5 separate regions of the Homo sapiens genome follow, and all the other regions are linked to region 4. Evidence: chromatin contacts called from ENCODE Hi-C or POLR2A ChIA-PET data. All regions are on one chromosome and are shown on one strand. The core of a region is the stretch at or near the end of the contact, and the rest is flanking DNA. Distances in the headings are between cores, read along the strand shown.

The links. A loop is a pair of places that touch in the nucleus more often than their neighbours do. ChIA-PET counts read pairs that join two places held with the same protein, here RNA polymerase II (POLR2A). Pooled maps may share reads with other maps.
Region 1: a map of naive thymus-derived CD4-positive, alpha-beta T cell shows a loop between it and region 4 (4-fold over the local background). The contact joins two enhancer-like sites. A Hi-C loop is called at or near these places in 2 of 168 maps with a recorded cell type or tissue (CD8-positive, alpha-beta T cell and naive thymus-derived CD4-positive, alpha-beta T cell) and 7 of 50 pooled maps. POLR2A ChIA-PET finds 5 or more read pairs at or near these places in 6 of 52 experiments (CD4-positive, alpha-beta T cell, GM12878, OCI-LY7 and 3 more).
Region 2: a loop to region 4 is called in a pooled map, with 4 times the contacts of the local background. The contact joins the promoter of NF1 here to the enhancer-like site in region 4. A Hi-C loop is called at or near these places in 2 of 50 pooled maps. POLR2A ChIA-PET finds 5 or more read pairs at or near these places in 4 of 52 experiments (CD4-positive, alpha-beta T cell, H1, HepG2 and 1 more).
Region 3: a pooled map shows a loop between it and region 4 (4-fold over the local background). The contact joins the promoter of GOSR1 here to the enhancer-like site in region 4. A Hi-C loop is called at or near these places in 6 of 50 pooled maps. POLR2A ChIA-PET finds 5 or more read pairs at or near these places in 6 of 52 experiments (CD4-positive, alpha-beta T cell, HEK293, Panc1 and 3 more).
Region 5: a pooled map shows a loop between it and region 4 (8-fold over the local background). The contact joins the promoter of CPD here to the enhancer-like site in region 4. A Hi-C loop is called at or near these places in 1 of 37 single-sample maps with no recorded cell type and 7 of 50 pooled maps. POLR2A ChIA-PET finds 5 or more read pairs at or near these places in 1 of 52 experiments (B cell).

Annotation. Positions count from the first base shown.
Region 1 is chr17:31,308,302-31,312,291 of GRCh38, forward strand. All of the region lies in intron 36 of NF1 (neurofibromin 1), which reads left to right. The region is part of intron 1 of EVI2B (ecotropic viral integration site 2B); the gene reads right to left. Among named protein-coding and RNA genes, the nearest start is that of EVI2B, 3.8 kb to the right of the region's middle. RefSeq lists an enhancer at 2,901-2,980. Within about 2 kb of position 1,435, at least 7 of the 41 ENCODE cell types and tissues checked have a DNase peak (open chromatin) inside an H3K27ac peak, as active enhancers do; they include CD4-positive, alpha-beta T cell, CD8-positive, alpha-beta T cell, GM12878 and 1 more, where a contact is called at or near this core.
Region 2 is chr17:31,092,987-31,096,564 of GRCh38, forward strand. It overlaps NF1 (neurofibromin 1), which reads left to right and starts at 1,991. Exons shown (of 58, transcript NM_001042492.3): 1 at 1,991-2,383. The coding sequence starts at 2,324. It overlaps MIR4733HG (MIR4733 host gene), which reads right to left and starts at 2,504. Exons shown (of 4, transcript NR_186435.1): 1 at 2,241-2,504; 2 at 387-505. It overlaps MIR4733 (microRNA 4733), which reads right to left and starts at 1,439; the gene lies at 1,364-1,439. LOC124903974 (a long non-coding RNA gene) reads left to right here. Exons shown (of 2, transcript XR_007065704.1): 2 at 1-141. RefSeq lists a promoter at 1,571-1,996, cis regulatory regions at 1,604-1,843, 2,070-2,380, an enhancer at 1,984-2,001 and silencers at 2,236-2,305, 2,346-2,395.
Region 3 is chr17:30,475,083-30,479,083 of GRCh38, forward strand. GOSR1 (golgi SNAP receptor complex member 1) reads left to right here and starts at 2,326. Exons shown (of 9, transcript NM_001007025.2): 1 at 2,326-2,382. The coding sequence starts at 2,352. RefSeq lists enhancers at 2,070-2,219, 2,370-2,589.
Region 4 is chr17:30,807,209-30,810,910 of GRCh38, forward strand. All of the region lies in intron 1 of CRLF3 (cytokine receptor like factor 3), which reads right to left. Among named protein-coding and RNA genes, the nearest start is that of CRLF3, 16 kb to the right of the region's middle. Within about 2 kb of position 1,848, at least 8 of the 41 ENCODE cell types and tissues checked have a DNase peak (open chromatin) inside an H3K27ac peak, as active enhancers do; they include B cell, CD4-positive, alpha-beta T cell, CD8-positive, alpha-beta T cell and 2 more, where a contact is called at or near this core.
Region 5 is chr17:30,376,651-30,380,476 of GRCh38, forward strand. It overlaps CPD (carboxypeptidase D), which reads left to right and starts at 2,277. Exons shown (of 21, transcript NM_001304.5): 1 at 2,277-3,076. The coding sequence starts at 2,331. RefSeq lists enhancers at 3-292, 543-592, 1,863-2,032, 2,178-3,105 and silencers at 2,083-2,322, 2,623-2,752.

The DNA of each region.
Region 1 (3,990 bases), core at 185-2,684, 500 kb after region 4:
GGCTAATTTTTGTATTTTTAGTAGAGACAGGGTTTCACCATGTTGTCCAGACCGGTCTCGAACTCCTGACCTCAAGTGATCTGTCCGCCTCAGCCTCCCAAAATGCTGGGATTACAGGCATGAGCCACCACGCCTGGCCTGTTAAGATAAAACTTCTAAATTGAGTTTTCTTCCTTCTGGCTTGAGTTAACCAGTCCAGATTCACGTATCATGACTGAAACTTCTTATCCAGCCAAATGCATCCCTTTCCCACCTTGCATACTTTCTAAACACACGATTTTTCCCTGCTAAACAGACACTTCTATGCTGTTTTTTACCCTTCTCAAGGGTGTTCTTTTTTTTTTATTTTTCTTCCAGACCTAGCCTCTTCCCCTTTCTGGCTGCATATCTGAATCTGTCCTCATCTTTCAGACCTCAGTTTAAATTCCCCTTCTTAACCCAAGTTCTCTGTGACTGACTACAGCCCAAACAGATCAGTCATTTACTGAATTCCCCCTAGCTCTCATTTATTGTTTTTATGGTTCCTTACATAATTCATGTATGTATCTCACTCACACTTCTATTCTCTTAAGTAATTGTGTTTACTTTTCACATTTTCCTATACCTACTTCCTTGAACAAGATTATAAAGAACCTTGAAGAAGGCAGAAAGGAGAAAGAAAAATACTTATCTAGAGCATATTATGTGTTGTACTATCCCAGTTTTGCATACTTTATTTCACAGAACCTTCAAATGACTTTATAAGGAAGGTAAAGGGATCCCTTATTTACAGATAAAGAGACAGTGTCAAATGAGTTAAGCAGTTTGCCTGATGTTATACCACTCGAAGTGACAGATTGGGAGTTTGTACCCAGGGCCACCTGATTCCAAAGCATACATTCTTTCTGCTACCCTTTATTGCCTCATGTTTTTATATTTTGATTTCTTTGTAGTTAATGCCTTATATATTAGGAGCACAGTAAACATTTAACCTGTATTGGGCTTCTTGATTCCTTTCCATTTTAGTTTTTGCTTTTTACTAGTACTTCTACCAGAAAATAAGCAGAGGCAGTGAAATCTGAGTTAATAAATTCTGCTTTTTATCCATTTTGCAAAAGATTTAAAAGGGAAAATTTGAACACTTTTGGCATAGATATAGGGATTTGAATAATCTCTGGATGGTCATCATCCATGCAGTTCCTACCCATTATTCTTATAGATTACAAAAAAAGGCGGGGGGACTTCTTTAGAAAATGTTATTCTCTTCAGAACTTCATTTTAAAAATCTGTTTTAATGCTATGCAAAGCATCAGAAAATATAAGCCATGAATTGTCTTTAGCCAAAAATGTTTCCTCTTTTGTGACTTTGCTTAAAATAAGGAAACCATACGGTTCCTCTTTTCAGTTAGCTGAAAAAGGCATTAGAGAAGGACAGGGCCCAAACAGGAACATAATTTTAAACCCAGGTTAGTTTGTAAGATCAATTTTGATAGGCTCCTATCCTCTACTGTCAGTAGTAAGCTGGTGGAACCCTCCATGTATGAGATTTTCACTTGTCAGTTAACGGTTATGGCAATATTAAAACCAAATTCCATTTTTTGCCTATCCTAACACTTTCTACCACTCTTCAGTTAGCTTTTTATCCTCCTAGGATCTGCCACATCAGAGTACTAGAAACTGTATTAGAATTCTATGATGGCAATTCAGTGTAGTCCAGAGAAGGAGAAGAAAGATTTAAAAGAGGAATAAATAGGGAATATGGTAGTGGAAAAAACTGACTTTTTTCCCAGCGGTAATGAGGCCAGCGTTACTACCAGTGTGGAAGGTTATTTAGCATACACATTTTAAAATATGTAAGTGGTGTGTACCTGAAGTACCAACATTGTTTCTGTAGGTAAAGAACAATATTGGGCAGGGGAATAAAAAGGAGATTTAGAATAATATAAAAGGCAATGCAAAGAAATACAAAATAACACAAAAGAGAAAAAACAAAAACTCTAGGAAGCAGCGAACAGAAAAGAGGAAGGTCAATTGACTAGAGAAGATACAGAAAAGAAGAAAAGTTAATAAACAGGTGAAAAAAAAAGCAGTGGTTATATAATTAGCAAGAAGGCAGTGTAGATGATTGAAGTAGGCAAAATGAAGTTGGGGGTGGGGGGAGATGATTGAAGTAGATGAAAGAAGCAACGGCAAAATGCTGCTCTGTTGTGGCTGGCCTGTGTTTGTGAGTGCAGGGAGACAGTAAAGAGGAGCTTGCTTTCTAAAATGGAGGACCAGAAGGAACCATCCTTTCAAATTCATTTACCTTTCATTTCAGGCTCTCCTGTCTGCTGTGAGTATCCTTACCATCCTCTCCCTTTTTTTTTCCCTGACACTATCCAGAAGCATACCTAGCAATTATTCCAAAGAACCCATGTACCCGTGTACGTTTTATATAGAGTTTTCCAGAAATCCCTTAGTCTGCTGCTCAAGCAAATTTGTCAGCCCTCATATGCCGGTTTTTACTCATTATTATAGGCTGGCACTTTGAGGTTTAAATCTGTGATTTTGGTTCTTTTTCTTTGCTGAATATTTAGAATATTTTAAAAAGAAAAACATAAATTTAAACATTTTAAAGACAGTTACAGTGAAGCAGGAGTCCCCGTGTATAAGACATGTTCTTTTTTTTTTTTTTTTTCCGTTTGGAGACAGGGTCTCACTCTGTCACCCGGGTTGCAGTGCAGTGGTGCAATCTCAGCTCACTGCAGCCTCTGCCTCCTGGGCTCAAGCGATCCTCCTCACACCTCAGCTTCCCTAAAGAAGTTAGAAACTGCAGGTGCACTACACCACGCCCAACTAATTTTTGTATTTTTTGTAGACATGGGGTTTCACCATGTCACCCAGACTTGCCTTGAACTCCTGGACTCAAGTGACCCACCCACCTTGGCCTCCCAAAGTGCTGGAATTATAGGCATGAGCCACCGAGCCCGGCCATAGACATGTTCTTATAAATATAATGCATAAGTACTTAAAGGGTCCAGCATTTAAAATTGATGCTGTTAAGTTGGATATGTTAGGAAGTATGCCATTATCTTTTAAAGAGAATCAAGATTTGGAGAGCATATCCTAGACAAAAGACAAGTATAGATAGCTGTATCAATTACTTTGATATAATAAAAGTTGTGATGCAAATATAATAGATTAAAATTTAGCAGTAGTATTATCTCTAACTAGTGAAGTTTTGAAACCGTAAAAGAAAAAACCAGCCATTCTGCATCTTGAGGAAAAGTGGAAAGAGAAATTGACCTTCAACTACAATAGGAAGTATTTGATGACCATCTTGTATCATGATAGTGACCATTTACTGAGCACCCACCAAAGGCTAAGCAGTATCCTATTTTAATTAGCTAGGTGGTGGTTTTTTCATCCTACAGATAAGGAAACTGAGACACCACGATGTTGGGTAACTTGGCAGTATCACAGCTCTAAGTAGTGGCACTAATACAAAAATCATGCTAATCTTGTGCCAGAACCGTTTCTTTCTATCACATTTCACTGTATGTGCTATACTGCCTTTCATAGAAAAGTTATGAAATAGAAATGCTTTATGAAGGAAGGAGATGTGAGTTGGTGGGAATTACACGTAAATAACACTTGTAGGTAGTCTTAGATAAAGGGTAGGAAAGAAATACCTGAAAACCCATTTTAGTCCTGATTCTACGAAAACTATTATAAGAATTTGGAATGGTTTCTATAAAGTGTCATATTTAGTAAGTTTACTGAAAATTTTGTGGTGATTTTTTTTTTAAAGCTTGGACATTGAAAGGCATCAGATTTATGTTTCTCAATTCAAACTTAATCAGAATTAAAGTTTCCTTCTAAGTAGAATTATGTGGGAATTAGCTGGAAAACACAGGCACTACTAGTAAACTTTAGATTTGGGACTAACCCTTTAAAAACATGTATGGGACCAGGCGCAGTGGTTCCTGCCTGTAATCCCAGCACTTTGGGAGGCCGAGGTGGGCCAATCAC
Region 2 (3,578 bases), core at 741-3,240, 290 kb after region 4:
ACATTAATTTAATATGTATTTTGGACAACCACCAACCTAGAGATTGGAAACTTTTCTCAAGGATATATCTCTCTGTATGTGGGCTACTGGCTTTGTGGCTTTTCTGTAGGAAAATTAAAATTCTAGTTTTGTTCTCCCTTATCACCCAGTGTCTGTGTGGCTTAACTGGCTGATTAGCGCGTGCTTGGAATGTGTAAATTCATTTTAACATTGGCCTAGGGGCCTGTGTGGTAGCTCACCCCTGTCATCCCAGCACTTTGGGAGGCCAAGGCAGGGGGATCACTTGAGGCCAGGAGTTCCAGACCAGCCTGGGCAACATAGCAAGACTGTGTCTCTACCAAAAAAAAAAAAAAAAAAAAAATTAGCCAAAGCAGGGTGACACTCACCTGTAGTCCCAGCTATTCAGGAGCTTGAGGTGGGAGGATCACTTCGGCCCAGGAGTCTGAGGCTGGAGTGAGCTATGATTGAGCCACTGCACTCCACTGCACAGAGTCAGACCTTGTCTCTGAAAAACAAAAACATTTGCCTAGGTAAAATGTATCGAGGAAGACAAATTTTAAAATTACTCATTCCAGGCCAGGTGCGGTGGCTCACACCTGTAATCCCAGTACTTTGGGAGGCTGAGGTGGGCGGATCATGAGGTCAGGAGTTCAAGACCAGCCTGGCCAATATGGTGAAACACCGTCTCTACTAAAAATACAAAAATTAGCCGGCTGTGGTGGCGCATGCCTGTAGTCCCAGCTACTCGGGAGGCTGAGGCAGAAGAATCACTTCAACCGGGAGGCGGAGGTTGCAGTGAGCCGAGATCGCGCCTCTGCACTCCAGCCTGGGTGACAGGGTGAGACTCTGTCTTAAAAAAAAAAAAAAAAAATTAGTCATTCCAAAGTCCAATGTCAGACATAGATTATCCGTTGTTTTGGATGTAATCCTCTTCCTGGAAAACTGGCACAACCCAATTACACATGAAATCCTTTCAACTCTGGTATTGGAGGTATAGGGAAGGACTTTGTTTTAGGAGACCCATAGTCTACCTCTATTGTTCTAGGAGTTAAACCACGTTGGTTTACATCCTGACTTTGCCACCTGTCAACTCAGACCTTGGGCAAATCAAAGGTCTGAGGGAGGAGTGCAGGCTCCCAGCGTTCCCACGGGGGTGGGGACGTGACGTATTCATCAGTTCATGAAGTTAATGATATGTATTGAAAAGGTTTGTTCAAGGATTTAAATAAGACGATGAATATATTGAATTAATAATGAATGCAAGGCCTTAAAGGTGTTTTGAGGGTGGTGAAACTTGAATCTCTCATCAACTGTGCAATAGTTATATTAACTTGGATGGCTATGAGTTTTGCAGAGGAAAGCTGGGCTTAAATCCCAATGCTAGACCTGGTGGCTAGACCTTGATTGCCACCGGGTCTAGCATTGGGATTTAAGCGACCTCTAAAAAAAAAAAATCACGGAATCTCTCTTTGGCCTTCCTTTTTTGTTTCTCAGCAGTCTACCAAGCTACGAAGAACCTGAAAATCGGAGGTCGTGTACCTTATTTTTTCTGAGAGCTTAAGCTGAGAGCACAGCCTCCCCAGGAGATTAGCGGCAGAGATCCGCGCGCTGGGAGAAAGGCTAGCCCCAGGGCGCCCTAACTTCCAACTCCGGGAGCAATCCAAACCCGGAGGCCGGCGGGGGAGGGGACAGCTGTAGGGGGCGGTGGGGATGGGAGTGGATGCTCCCGGGTCAGCTCTGGCACTCGCCAGCTGAGCCCAGCGCCAGTCTAGGTGAGCCCCACGGCGGTGAGGGACGCTCGCCAGACGGCCCAGAGGAGTTAGATGACGTCACCTCCAGGAGGACTCGCTTTTTCATTAATGAAACCGGCCGGCGCGGGCGCATGCGCGGCAGGCCGCCTTCCCTCTCGCTTCCCCCTCCCCTTTCCCAGCCGCGCTCTCAATCTCTAGCTCGCTCGCGCTCCCTCTCCCCGGGCCGTGGAAAGGATCCCACTTCCGGTGGGGTGTCATGGCGGCGTCTCGGACTGTGATGGCTGTGGGGAGACGGCGCTAGTGGGGAGAGCGACCAAGAGGCCCCCTCCCCTCCCCGGGTCCCCTTCCCCTATCCCCCTCCCCCCAGCCTCCTTGCCAACGCCCCCTTTCCCTCTCCCCCTCCCGCTCGGCGCTGACCCCCCATCCCCACCCCCGTGGGAACACTGGGAGCCTGCACTCCACAGACCCTCTCCTTGCCTCTTCCCTCACCTCAGCCTCCGCTCCCCGCCCTCTTCCCGGCCCAGGGCGCCGGCCCACCCTTCCCTCCGCCGCCCCCCGGCCGCGGGGAGGACATGGCCGCGCACAGGCCGGTGGAATGGGTCCAGGCCGTGGTCAGCCGCTTCGACGAGCAGGTAACCGGCCCGTGGCGGGCGGGAGGTGGGAGCGGAGTGGGGGTGGGGACAGAGTAGGTGAGGGGAGGTAGGAGCGGCCGCCTCCCCCGCGGCTGCCTCAGGCTCTGGAGGAAAGGAAGGGAAGGGAAGAGAAGGGAAGGGGGGATAAGTGGGGGTGGCCAAGGCGGGAGGTGAGGGGTAGGAGGGGACAGCTGGGAGCTTGGGCACCCTTTCCCTCCTAAGTCGGGGGGTGGGGCCTTGTCCCTGACCAGCCTCCGACCCTCCATCCCCTTTATCCCAGCCCTTCCGCTTGGAAATGGGGATGAGTGACCTGGGGGCGCCTTTAGGGGCGCGCCATCTGGATTTAATAATTACCCCCTTACTTTTGTTTTTGAGCAGAGGTGGGTAACGTTTAGGGGTTCTCTCTTCCTCTTCCCTCCGTGACCCTCCTAACTGGGGACGAGCGAACCCTAAGGCCTGTCTTATATACCCTCAATAGGAGAACGATAACATTCCGCCCCTCCCCCAGTTTCTTCAGCTTCCTCTCCTGGAGGGGGAAGAGCAGAAGAAAGCAAGGAAGGCACAGGTTTTCTTACTTTCTGCTCCATCGTCTCATCCTGCCCCGAGAGCTTCAAGTGCACACTCACTGCACATCTTTGTGATGCCCTACAACGTCGTCCCCCATATCCTGATGACACAGACTGCCTTTTTTTTTTATTGCCGTTTGCAGTGGAAACCGTGGTTCTGAAATATCTTCCCCTTCCTTGATAATTGCAGTCTCTTCCCCCCCCCCTTTTTTTTTTGCCAGCGGTCTGAGGATGTGATGCATTCTCGAGTGAGAATGTTGGGGAGTAAAGGGGAGAAGGGTGAAAGGAAAGTGAGAAACTGCTTCAGAGCCACCGACAACAGAGCAAAGCCAGCTGGGATGTGGTCCTGGAGCGGATCATTCTGCTAGTGTTTGTGGTTGTTTTTGACTCTCTCCTGGTTGACAAGAGAACTTTCATTGAGAATATTTGGGATGAAAAAAAAGTTTTGTAGCTTGAGGAGGTGACTTTTTATCGCCTGAGTTTCACACAATAAATCCTGGGGCTGATTAGAATAAATGCACACATAGCCTTTTGTCAGTGGAAATTGGTTTAACTTTGTGTTGCTGTAGGTAGTTGGGGATGGTTTAAGGGATGCTTTCTGCAGCTGTGGGTGCAGTGGGCTTCCTGTG
Region 3 (4,001 bases), core at 1,076-3,575, 330 kb before region 4:
TGGAGAAACTGGCAACCTAGAAATGCCAAAGGGTGCAGACAAGAAAAGTCCAAAGGAAAATGGAAAGCCTTCTCTCTCCAGACAAGGGATGAGGAAACAGGTATCCTAACAAGACAGAATACTTTTGGACAATAATTTCACCACTCTGGACAAATGCCACAGAAAAAACTGAGGCCCATCTTCACTCCTTGCCATCAAAGGCTGAGTGAGGAGGCTAGGCTTCCACACTCACCTGGCTCTAATGAAGCACTCCACCCATCCCCCACTTGGACTTCTCGTCCATTGCACAGCAGCAATGAGGCTCCCTGCCATGGTGGCAGTGGGGACCACATGCGGAGCAGTAACAAGGCACCCCCTCCCTGGGGAATCAGTGAAGGCCAAGGGAGAGCCTGAACTTCCACTGCCACCTGGAAGTAGCAAGCATTTCCCTATGTCCCCCAGCAGCATAGTGTCAGAGGAAGTCTGCTTAAACAGAAGACATAAATAAGATCAGAATCTCATAACAAATACCTGAAACATCAGGATACAATTTATAAAAATTGTCATTCCAATAGCCCAGAGAACTTCGACTTGAGTGAAAAAAAGACAACAGACCCCAACATCAAGATGACACAGATGTTGGAATTATCTGATGAGGACTTTAAAGCAGCTCTAATAAAAATACTTTAGTGAGCAATTACAAACAAACTTAGAACAAATGATAAAACGAGTCTCAGCAAAGAAACAGAAGATATAATGAGGAACTGAACAGAAGTTTTAGATACGAAAAATGCAATAATTGACATGAACTCAACGAATAGGCTCAACAGCAGAATGGAGGGAACAGAGGAAAGACATACTTTCTGTCAGCAAATCTGAAGACAGAATAGTAGATAGTACCAAATCCGAATGATGGAAAATAGACTGAAAAAAAATTAGCATAACTTCAGAGCTATGTGGGACATTAACACAAGATCTAGCATTCACGTCATCAGACTCCCAGAAAAAGAAGAGAAACAGTATGAGACAGAAAAAGTATTGGAAGAAACAATGGTTGAGAATCCCCCAAATTTGGCAGAAGACATAAATGTCAGAATCAAGAAGCTGAGGATATCCCAAACAGGATAAATCCAAAGAAATCTACACCAAGGCACATCATAACTTCTGAAAACTAAAGAACAGTTCTTGAAAGCAGTGAGAGAGAAAATGTATTTTAGCTACAGTGGAAAAACAATTCCAATTTTAGTCAATTTCTTATCTGAAACTATGGAGGCCAGAAGGAATTGGCACATTTTTCAAGTGCTGAAGAAAGAAATTGTCAACTTCAGATTGTATATCTGGCAACAATATCCGATCCCCCAAGAATGAAGGGAAATCAAGACATTCTCAGATGAAGAAAAACTAATAGAATTTGTCACCAGCTGATCTACTCTTTAAAAAAAAAATGGCTGAGGGAAATTCTTGAAACAGAAAGGAAACGATTAGAAAAAGGAATCTTGGGACACTAGGAACGAAGAAGAGTAAAATATGCATAAATCAAGTAAGCTTTCCTCTTCTCTTGAATTCTCTAACTTATGCCTGACCCTTGAAGCAAATATTGTAACACTGATGTGGTTCTCCTCAATGAATGCAGAGGAAATACTTAAAAACAACTATATTATAAATGAGTGGGGGAAAGAACTTTACAGGAATTAAGGTTTCTACACTTCACTAGAATTAAGTCAGCACCGGTAGACTGTGATAATTTATGTATCTATAAAGTGTGGGTTTGGACAGCAGATTTTATCAGGTTGAGGGCTCAGGCCGAGAGCATGTAGAAGCAGTTAGCTCACTCTTTCTAGATGTGGCGGCTGACAAGGACAAAGAGGGCTGGGACTAGAACTGCTGTAGACAAGGAAAGCAGCCAGTGGAGAAGAGCGCATACGCCAAAGAACGTGGATGATGGAGCACAGGCGGGGAGGTAGGATGAAGGAAATGGCTCTGGGAAGAAAGGGTCTCTATGTCTGAGAAAGGAAGAAATTGGCTGAAGATACAAATTAGAGACAAGGTGAGGGAAATTGAGGGAGTTGCCTGAGGATGATTCTCCTCCCAGTCAAGTAGGCACCTGCTGAGAGAAAGGATAAGCCGAGATGAGGGAGATGATGATGGTTTGGGGCGCAGAAAGCGGGAATGAAAGACAGGAGCTAAAGCCGAAGTTTTTTCTCTCTCGCTACTTAAAAGCTGTAAGATAACGAATTGATCAGCAGGTGGCAGTGTCCGCGGAGGCTCGCATCCCGTCGGCCCTGGCTCTCAAGGCGGAAACACGCACCATGGTGACTTTCCGGCCTGCATCGCCTCTGCTCCCCTATCCCGGCTGACGTTGGACGACAAAGATGGCGGCAGGGACCAGCAGTTACTGGGAAGGTGAGGGCGAGAAGGCCTCCGGGTGCGTCCTACGAGGGTGAGAGGGGCTGAGTGAGGACAGATCTTGGGAGAAGCAGCACAGGAAAGAACCAGACTCCCGGAGCGGCCGAGCTGAGCAGCGGGGCTTGCCTAAGTGGGATCCCCGGGGCCTTGGGGATACCGAACGGTCTGGGGTAGGGGTCTGGCCTGGCCGGGGCGTGTGAGCGGGACGTGGGGCAGGGGTTGGGCAGAGTGGACAGAGCGGGGATGTAGAGGAAGAGGGCTCTCAATCGCCTGGGTAGAATTGTGTTGAGGGAGTAATGGAACTCGGACGAAGGGGCTTGGGGTACGAACTCTGAGAGGAAACGAATGTTGAGGGAGAAGATCCAGAGCCCCGGAGACTGGAGGAGTCAGCGCATTGGAGCTGAGGTCACTATTGGAAAACTGAGTGGGAAAAGAGAAGGAGGAACTTGCATTCCGGTCCGTCGGAGGAAGTATGAAGAGAATAGGAGACAGAATGTCTCTTATTGGGTCTCCATGACAACTACAGGTTGGGGACTTCCAGGACTGGGTGTTTGAAGGAGGAGAAAATAACTTACCCTTCTGCTCTAGAGTCTAGAATCGGTTTTATTGAAAAAGTTGAGAGAACCTGTGTGAATTGCAGTTACATTTGCTATACTTCTCCCACCAAAAAAACCTTCCTGTGATTTGACAAATGCATTTGTTTAATTCCTGAAACTATAGTCGGATAAAGTGAGCTTACATAAAACTCATTCGTGGATTATGATGATCAACAAGAGCAGAGAAAGCTCACCTTTTTCTCCCAACTGTCTCTTTGCTTTACAGCCGCATAGAAACTACTTTCCAAATTCCTTTGACCTGTTTTTATTGCTATACACTGAAGCCTCTAGAAACCACAGTATTGTCACTATCAGCCCCTTGGTCTAAGAAACTCAATTCTAAATTTATCCAGATTTGCCTATCATACTTTCAAAATGCTTTTACTTATGTTTCCTACTAGAGAAGACAATTATTCCAATCACAGAAAAGCGTGCTTATAGTTTAAAACATGTATTACAATGCCCATTTGAAATGTGTGTACCAGCTAGAAAACTTTTTTTTTTTTTTTTTTGGAGACTCGCTATGTCGCCCAGGCTGGAGTGCGGTGGCGCTATCGATCTCGGCTCACTGCAGCCTCCGCCTCCTGCGTTCAAGCGATTCTCCTGTCTCAGCCTCCTTAGTAGCTGGGACTACAGATGCATGCCACCACGCCTGGCTAATTTTTGTATTTTTAGTAGAGACGGGGTTTCACCATGTTGGCCAGGATGTTCTTGATCTCCTGACCTCGTGATCCGCCCGCCTCTGCCTCCCAAAGTGCTGGGATTACAGGTGTGACCCACCGCGCCTGGCCGCTAGAAAACATTTTAAAATTATGTAGAAGAGGCTACTGATATCTTTATTACTAGTCATTAGCCTGTGGTTTTTTGAAGCAGCATGCTATAATATTACAGCGGCTCATTACTGACAACCTACTCTGTGCCAGCTGCTGTAAGCATATGATTACCAATACATAAGCAAACCCTGAAGGTAGGGGTTTAAAAAACAAGAAGCTGAAGTTCATAGGTTAAGTAGATTGTTGA
Region 4 (3,702 bases), core at 598-3,097:
TGTTTACCACCATAACCCTTTTGTTAACTTTCTCTTATCAAGAAAGTTTAAAGTATAAGAAAAATCCACCAAGAAAGAACATATCAAAATATGAATAAAGGACAATATTTCAACAGTTAATATAGAGATTTAAAAACTTTCTATTTATTCTCTAAATTCTCTCTAAATTTAAAAAGCAGAATACAATATTGTTTCCCAGCAATGTTCACGACCATGTAAAAACAAAAAATGCCCATGCCCAAGGACTAAAACAGAAAAAGAGCAGTATCATTTACTGGGTGGGCAGACCATAGAAACAATTTTCTTTCCTTTTTTTTTTTTTTTTTTTTTTTTTTTTTTTTGACACAGAGTTTCACTCTTGTGGCCCAGACTGGAGTGCAGTGGCGCAATCTCGGCTCACTGCAACCTCTGCCTTCTGGGTTCAAGAGATTCTCCTGCCTTAGTCTCCTGAGTAGCTGAGATTACAGGCGCATGCCACCACGCCTGGCTAATTTTTGTATTTTTAGTAGAGACAAAGTTTCGCCAAGCTGGTCTTGAACTCCTGATCTCCGGTGATCCACCCACCTTAGCCTCCCAAAGTGCTGGGATAAGGCGTGAGCCACCTCATCCAGCCCTTTTCTCTCCATTTGACATTAACGCAGTTATAATAATATTTATGCAGTTAGTAAAATAATTCTTTAAATCACAAAGAGAAATCCTAAATTAATTGTTAACTAATTTCTGTATTTACCAAAGAATTTCTGTGAAATAAATCCAAGTAAAAATTTTAAAAAGAAAGAAAGGCCATAAACCCAAATTGCACTTGATTCAGCTCACCATTCAACTATGAGATCTTTGCAAACTGGGCCCTCATCTACATAGCATCTGGTAAACAAATGCTGTTGAGTGAAAACGCAGTTAATCATGTGTGTTTCAAAGAACTTTCTAAAAGAACCAAAGAGAGAATACCTTATGATTTTAACACAACCCCTGGGATACTGTTAGAAATTCAGAATCTCAGGCCCCACCCAGAACTGCTAAATCAGAACATGAATTTTTTTTCTTTCCTCCTCCTCCCCTAGAACCTATATTTTTTTTTTTTTTTTTTTTTTTTTTGGAGATGGAGTTTTGCTCTTGTTACCCAGGCTGCAGTGCAATGGAGCAATCTTGGCTCACTGCAACCTCCACCTCCCGGGTTCAAGTGATTCTCCTGTCTCAGCCTCCTGAGTAGCTGGGATTACAGGCGCATGCCACCATGCCTGGCTAATTTTTGTATTTTTAGTAGAGATGGGGTTTCATCATATTGGTCAGGCTGGTCTCGAACTCCTGACCTCAGGTGATCCTTCTGCCTCAGCCTCCCAAAGTGCTGGAATTACAGGCGTGAGCCAACGCGCCCAGCCAAACCTGTATATATATATATTTTTTTTTTGAGTCTTGCTCTGTCGCCCAGGCTGGAGTGCAGTGGCGCCAACTCGGCTCACTGCAACCTCCGCCTCCCAGGTTCAAGCAGTTCTCCTGCCTCAGCCCCCCTAGTAGCTGGGATTACAGGCATGCGCCACCAAGCCCAGCTAATTTTTTTGTATTTTTAGTAGAGACGGGGTTTCACCATTTTGGCCAGGCTGGTCGCGAACTCCTGACCTTGTGATCTGCCCGCCTCAGCCTCCCAAGGTGCTGGGATTACAGGCATGAGCCACCGCACCCGGCCAAATCTGTATTTTTAACAGGACCCTCAGTTGCTTTGTATACATATTACAGATACCAGAATAAGTGAAGACCTTGTGTCAGAACGCTGTAATACATTTCGAATGGCCAAGAGGAAATTCTGCAGTTGAGCACTGTGCCTCTGAGGTCCTGTCTTGCTCTTTAGCGGATATAGCATACACAGGAAGTGCATTGGTTAGGTAAAGTCAATTTCCTCTTCAGAAAGAATTCAAAAGCTCCTTCAGCTGTTGCAGAGCCTACGTTTTGTTTTTGTTTCAGAACCTCAGAAAAAAGGAAGTAAGTGAACACAAAACAGACAGAGGGCTAAAAAAATGAGACTCAATTTCCAAATTCACCTCCTGTACTCTCATTGTAAATTTGGTCCCTTTTGCTCATAGAATCCCAACCACTGCCATTTGAAACTTGATACCACCATGGGATCATTTTCTTTTCCTTGAAATATTTCATGATTTAAAGCCTAGTCACCTTTAATCCAATCATGTAACTAATCAAGTTCATTTGCTTGACTTTATGAAACTAATTTAAAAATGCAGCTCCACTGCTGAGTGAATTTCTTCATATTTGATGTGGTACCAATGGTTCCATGCGTTCACTGTTAACTCAATAAATCTTCACAATGCACTTTCAGAAAGTGAGGACCAAAGAAGAGAAAGAAGACAACTTACCCAAGGCTTCGCAGTGCCAGAAACAGTCTAACTCCAAAGACTATGCTCTTTCATTACACCATGCTGTTTTGTACTTACAGGACACTTTTTTTTTGAGACAGGTTCTCACTTGGTCGTCCAGGCTGGAGAGCAGTGGTACAATCACAACTCACTGCGGCCTCGAACTCCTGGGCTCAGGTGATTCTCCCACCTTAGCCTCCCAGGTAGCTGGGACCACAGGCATGTGTCACTACACCCAGCTATATTTTGTATTTTTTGTCGAGACGGATTTTCATCATGTGGCCCAGGCTGGTCTCGAACTCCTGGACTCAAGCAATCCTCCTGCCTCGGCCTCTCAAAGTGCTGAGATTACAAGTGTGAGCCACCGCGCTCGGCCATAGAACACTATTTTAAAAGAGCTCCCAGATAAATCTGTAAATTATGTATTGGCTAAAGACACTTCTTGGTATAACACGTAGTATTTCCTGTCCCTGTGTAAAGAATTGTGTGGTGGACAACCAATCAGCTTCAAATGCTACCTAGTCATTCAAGGCAAAAACAACTGTGGTGATTTGTAACAAAATAGATTTAAGAATACAAATGACAGACAAGATTTCAAACAGGAAACTGTAATATACATTGTTTATGTTGATCAATAATATTTTGAAATAATCTGCCACTAAAACCTTTAATGTAACAGACCATTAAAACTTACAAAGTTTTGGCCTGAGCACATTGGCTCATGCCTGTAATCCCAGCACTTTGGGAGGCCCAGGCAGGTGGATCACAAGATCAGGTGGTCAGGAGTTCGAGACCAGCCTGGCCAACATGGTGAAACCCCGTCTCTACTAAAAATGCAAAAATTACCCAAGCGTAGTGGTGCACGCCTGTAGTCCCAGCTACTGGGCTGAGGCAGGAGAATCACTTGAACCCGGGAAGCGGAGGTTGCAGTGAGCTAAGATAGTGCCATCGCACTCCAGCCTGGGCAATAGAGCAAGACTCCACCTCAAAAAAAAATAATAAATAAATAATAAAAAACAAAACTTACAAAGTTTCCACTACAGCTGAATATAACCCCAAAGCAACTGTTTTAAAATTTTAACATGATTAAGAGCTCACAAAATGCCAAAAATTCATCAAGTTTGTATTTCAATACTAAGCCACCCAAAAGCTTAGGGAGTATTTCCTTCACAACCCTCCAAAACAACAGTGACTGATATATTTTCCTCCAGAGTTTAGTTACTAAAAAGACATATGTAGAGGCCAGGTGCGGTGGCTCATGCCTATAATCCCGGCACTTTTGAAGGACGGATCACTTGTGTCCAGGAGTTCAAGACCAGCCTGGGCAACATGGCAA
Region 5 (3,826 bases), core at 1,027-3,526, 430 kb before region 4:
ACCATAAGCAACTGTGTACCTGCTAAGGAAGAAGGCTGCAGACCTGAAAGAGGCCCACGGAAGGCCTGGGGATTTCTGAGAGGACACCGGCTCAAGTTACATTCCCATATTATTTCACCACCCTCATGCTTGTTTATTTACATTTCAGGCTGCCTCTCTAGGCGAGGCTGCAGGAGTGAAGGGGCTGGAAGAGGTTTCAAAGGAGAGTGAACGTGGTAGAAAAGGAAATATTTGATTAGAAGTTAACATGTCCTCTGGGGCTTCTTTGACTTGGATTACTGTAAAAGTGCATGGTGTAATAGTTGAGCACTCCCGGGAGGTGGTGGGCGGTCTCTCTGTACAGAGTTGTGGCTTTGTTTCTGATGAGTTGCAGCTGCTGTGCATAATGTAGACTAGATCAAATGGGGCATGGAGAAGAGCCATTCACAGGACCGGAGTGACGGTGCTCGCTCTGATGGCAGAATACTAAATTAATCATCTTCACCTAAACCTGTGCTTTCTCCTGGCCTGTACCTCAGTGAATACCTGCAAGTTGCTTAGGCTGTAACTTGAAGTCAGCCTACAATCCTCTTTGTCTCCAGATCCTGTCCACTTTCCTTTCCGAAGGTCTTTCAGATCCATTTCCTTCTTTCCACCTCCACTGGCACTGCCCTCATTCAGAGTCTCATCATGTCTTCCTGGATTGCAGCTTCCTTCCAGGTCTCTCAGCCTCAAGTCTTAGGCCTCCCATTCAATTTTCCGTGTTACTGTCAGAGGAATTTTTCTAAACTAGCTTAAAACCCGTCTGTGGTTCTCCATGGCCTTCCAGATCAAATGTGCTCCCTGAAGACTGGCCTGTGAGCCCCTTCACACCAGTAATCCTGACCCTGCATGCAATTCCCAGAACACAAGGCATTTGTTCTCAAATCCTGCGGCTTTCTTTGCTTGCTTCTCCTCCTGCCTGGGATCCTTCCCATCCTCCATGGTTTCTCTCCTCCTTTCCTCCTCCTCAAGTTCAGATATTTCCCTCACCTGTACCCCCTCTGTTGTAGCATTTATCACAAACTACACTGAATCTCTTGACTGGGCAGAAGAATGAATTGTTTCCCAGCATCTAGCTTTGACATAAAAGTTGCTCAATAAATACTTGACGAATGAATGAACTCTATTAAAGTAGGGTTCAGTCATAGTTCAGGGAAGGGGCCCTGAAATAGCTGGCTCTGAAAGAAGGTAATGCCGGTTATTGCGATTATGTTGTTAGATGGGTAGAATTTCGCATTCGATTAAGGGATAGTTTTGGGTTTCTTCAAGCTAAAGAAACTAAAGCCTATAAAAGGTGATTTAAAAGACCTCTTCTCTAGACTTGATGAAACGCTGTAATTGCCATCTTTGGCTGACACTGAGGAGTTCAGGAATGCCAAGCAAGTGTTTCCAGAAATGTCAAACCTGCTGTTTTAAAATATGTCATTCCAGGGCACAGTTAAATATACAACTTGCTCCGATGAGGTGGGAGAAGTGGGCCGGTGAGCTGTGAAATGAAATCTGCCTAATGAGGGTCGAGGCCAGCACACACAGGGACCTATTTGCAGTAAAACAACGTGGGGTGACGCCTAAGAAATAGACAACATTAACACAAAGGGAGCCTACTACGTAGCACATTTCCGCTAGGCATAAAAGAGACACCTTTCCAGAAAGCAACTCTAAAAATGAATGCACCGCCTAGTGAGGTGCGAGCCTTCCTCCCCACGAGGCGTCCCGTGCAACCGCACGCGGACAGCGGGGCTCCAGCGGAGGCGGGGTGGATGCGGAGACAAGGCGCCTAGGAGACTGGGCTAAGGCTTTGAGTGTCCGAACGAAGATTCTTTCGAACCTATTGATTTTTTCTAGTCTTATGATTCTTTCGAACCTTTTGATTCTTTCCATTCTCGGTTCTAAGCATTAAAGCGCAGCTGAGAAAGGCAGCAACAAAGATGGGAAGAGAACTAGCAGGAGTTCTCAGAGAAAAATGGGTGATAATTTAGGGGAGAAGCCATAAAGAAGAGACTAAGCGAGAAGCGGAGCACACGCAGAAGACGAAACAAGGAGGAGGAGAAGAGAAGAAGAACCTTGGCGAAGGAAGAGAGTGACCAAACTCGTCCCGGACGGGAGGAGGGCAGGCCCGCCCAGAGGGAATCGGCTGCTTTAAGGGAAGCCCCGCCCCCTGGTGGTGACGCTCCACCAGGCCCGTCCGCGATTGGCTGCGGCCAGAGGGCGGGATGGGGTTGCTAGGCGAGGAGGGGATCCGGCGGGCCCCCGCCGCCCGGAGCGCTGAGCCGCGGGAGCGGAGCCGGGGTTAGCGGCGCTGCTGGAAGATGGCGAGCGGCCGGGACGAGCGGCCGCCTTGGCGGCTAGGGCGGCTCCTGTTGCTCATGTGCCTGCTGCTGCTGGGGAGCTCGGCCCGGGCGGCTCACATCAAGAAGGCGGAGGCGACTACCACAACTACGAGCGCGGGCGCCGAGGCGGCCGAGGGCCAGTTCGACCGCTACTACCACGAAGAGGAGTTGGAGTCGGCGCTGAGGGAGGCGGCGGCCGCGGGCCTCCCCGGCCTGGCCCGCCTCTTTAGCATCGGCCGCTCGGTGGAAGGCCGGCCGCTGTGGGTGCTTCGCCTCACCGCCGGCCTGGGGTCGCTAATCCCTGAGGGCGACGCGGGGCCTGACGCTGCCGGGCCCGACGCTGCGGGGCCGCTGCTGCCCGGCCGGCCCCAGGTGAAGCTGGTGGGCAACATGCATGGCGACGAGACCGTGTCGCGCCAGGTGTTGATCTACTTGGCCCGCGAGCTGGCGGCCGGCTACCGCCGCGGGGACCCGCGCCTGGTCCGCCTGCTCAACACCACCGACGTGTACCTGCTGCCCAGCCTCAACCCCGATGGCTTCGAGCGTGCCCGCGAGGGCGACTGTGGCTTCGGCGACGGCGGCCCGTCCGGGGCCAGCGGCCGCGACAATAGTCGCGGCCGCGACCTCAACCGAAGCTTTCCCGACCAGTTTAGCACCGGCGAACCCCCCGCCCTGGACGAGGTGCCCGAGGTGCGCGCCCTCATCGAGTGGATCCGCAGGAACAAGTGAGTGTTGCCTGCCCCCTCCCCGTCCGTGTGAGCCTCCAAGGGCCGAGGCTGGTTCCGGCACCCAGTAGGCGCTCAGACAATGCTGGCATAAGGGGTGGCGGTGGTGAAGGTGAAGGGAGACACCCTGTAACGGGGACAGGGCCCAGGCCGCGTAGCCTCCCGTCCTGCTAATCATCAAAGAATTGCCTCCTAGAGGCTGTCATTTGTTCAAGGGATGGCTGGAGGGGACACTCCTTTCTGACATTTCTGGTCCCTATTCTTACAGGGGCATAGAATATGAGCGAGAAGAGATCTTAAGGATAACCTAGGTCAGCTCACACATTTTATAGATAAGCTGTCAATGTTGTTATCTTATATCAAAAGTGCCTAATGTTATAGGCGCTGTGCTAATTTTTTCTGTGACTGCAGTATCTCACTTTATTTTGGCCACAACCTGATGTCATAGACACCATCAGTTTTGCATACGGGGAAATTGAGGGTCAGATTGGTTAACTGATTTACATAGGAGTGTGGCTGGGACTTAGAATTAGGCAATCTGATTCCCGATAGTCCTCTTAGCCACGGAGGGACACTGGAGCCCAAAAATGGCAGATGATATTCCCAGGATCTTCCCCTTGCCTATTTGACAGAAGCTGATTTTTCTCCAATTTTTACCTCTGACTCAGCTTAAGAAGATATGGACTTAGCTGGAGAACTTGCACAGATCTGTGAGCCGCTTCATTTTAGACTCTGAAGGGTTTGTGATGT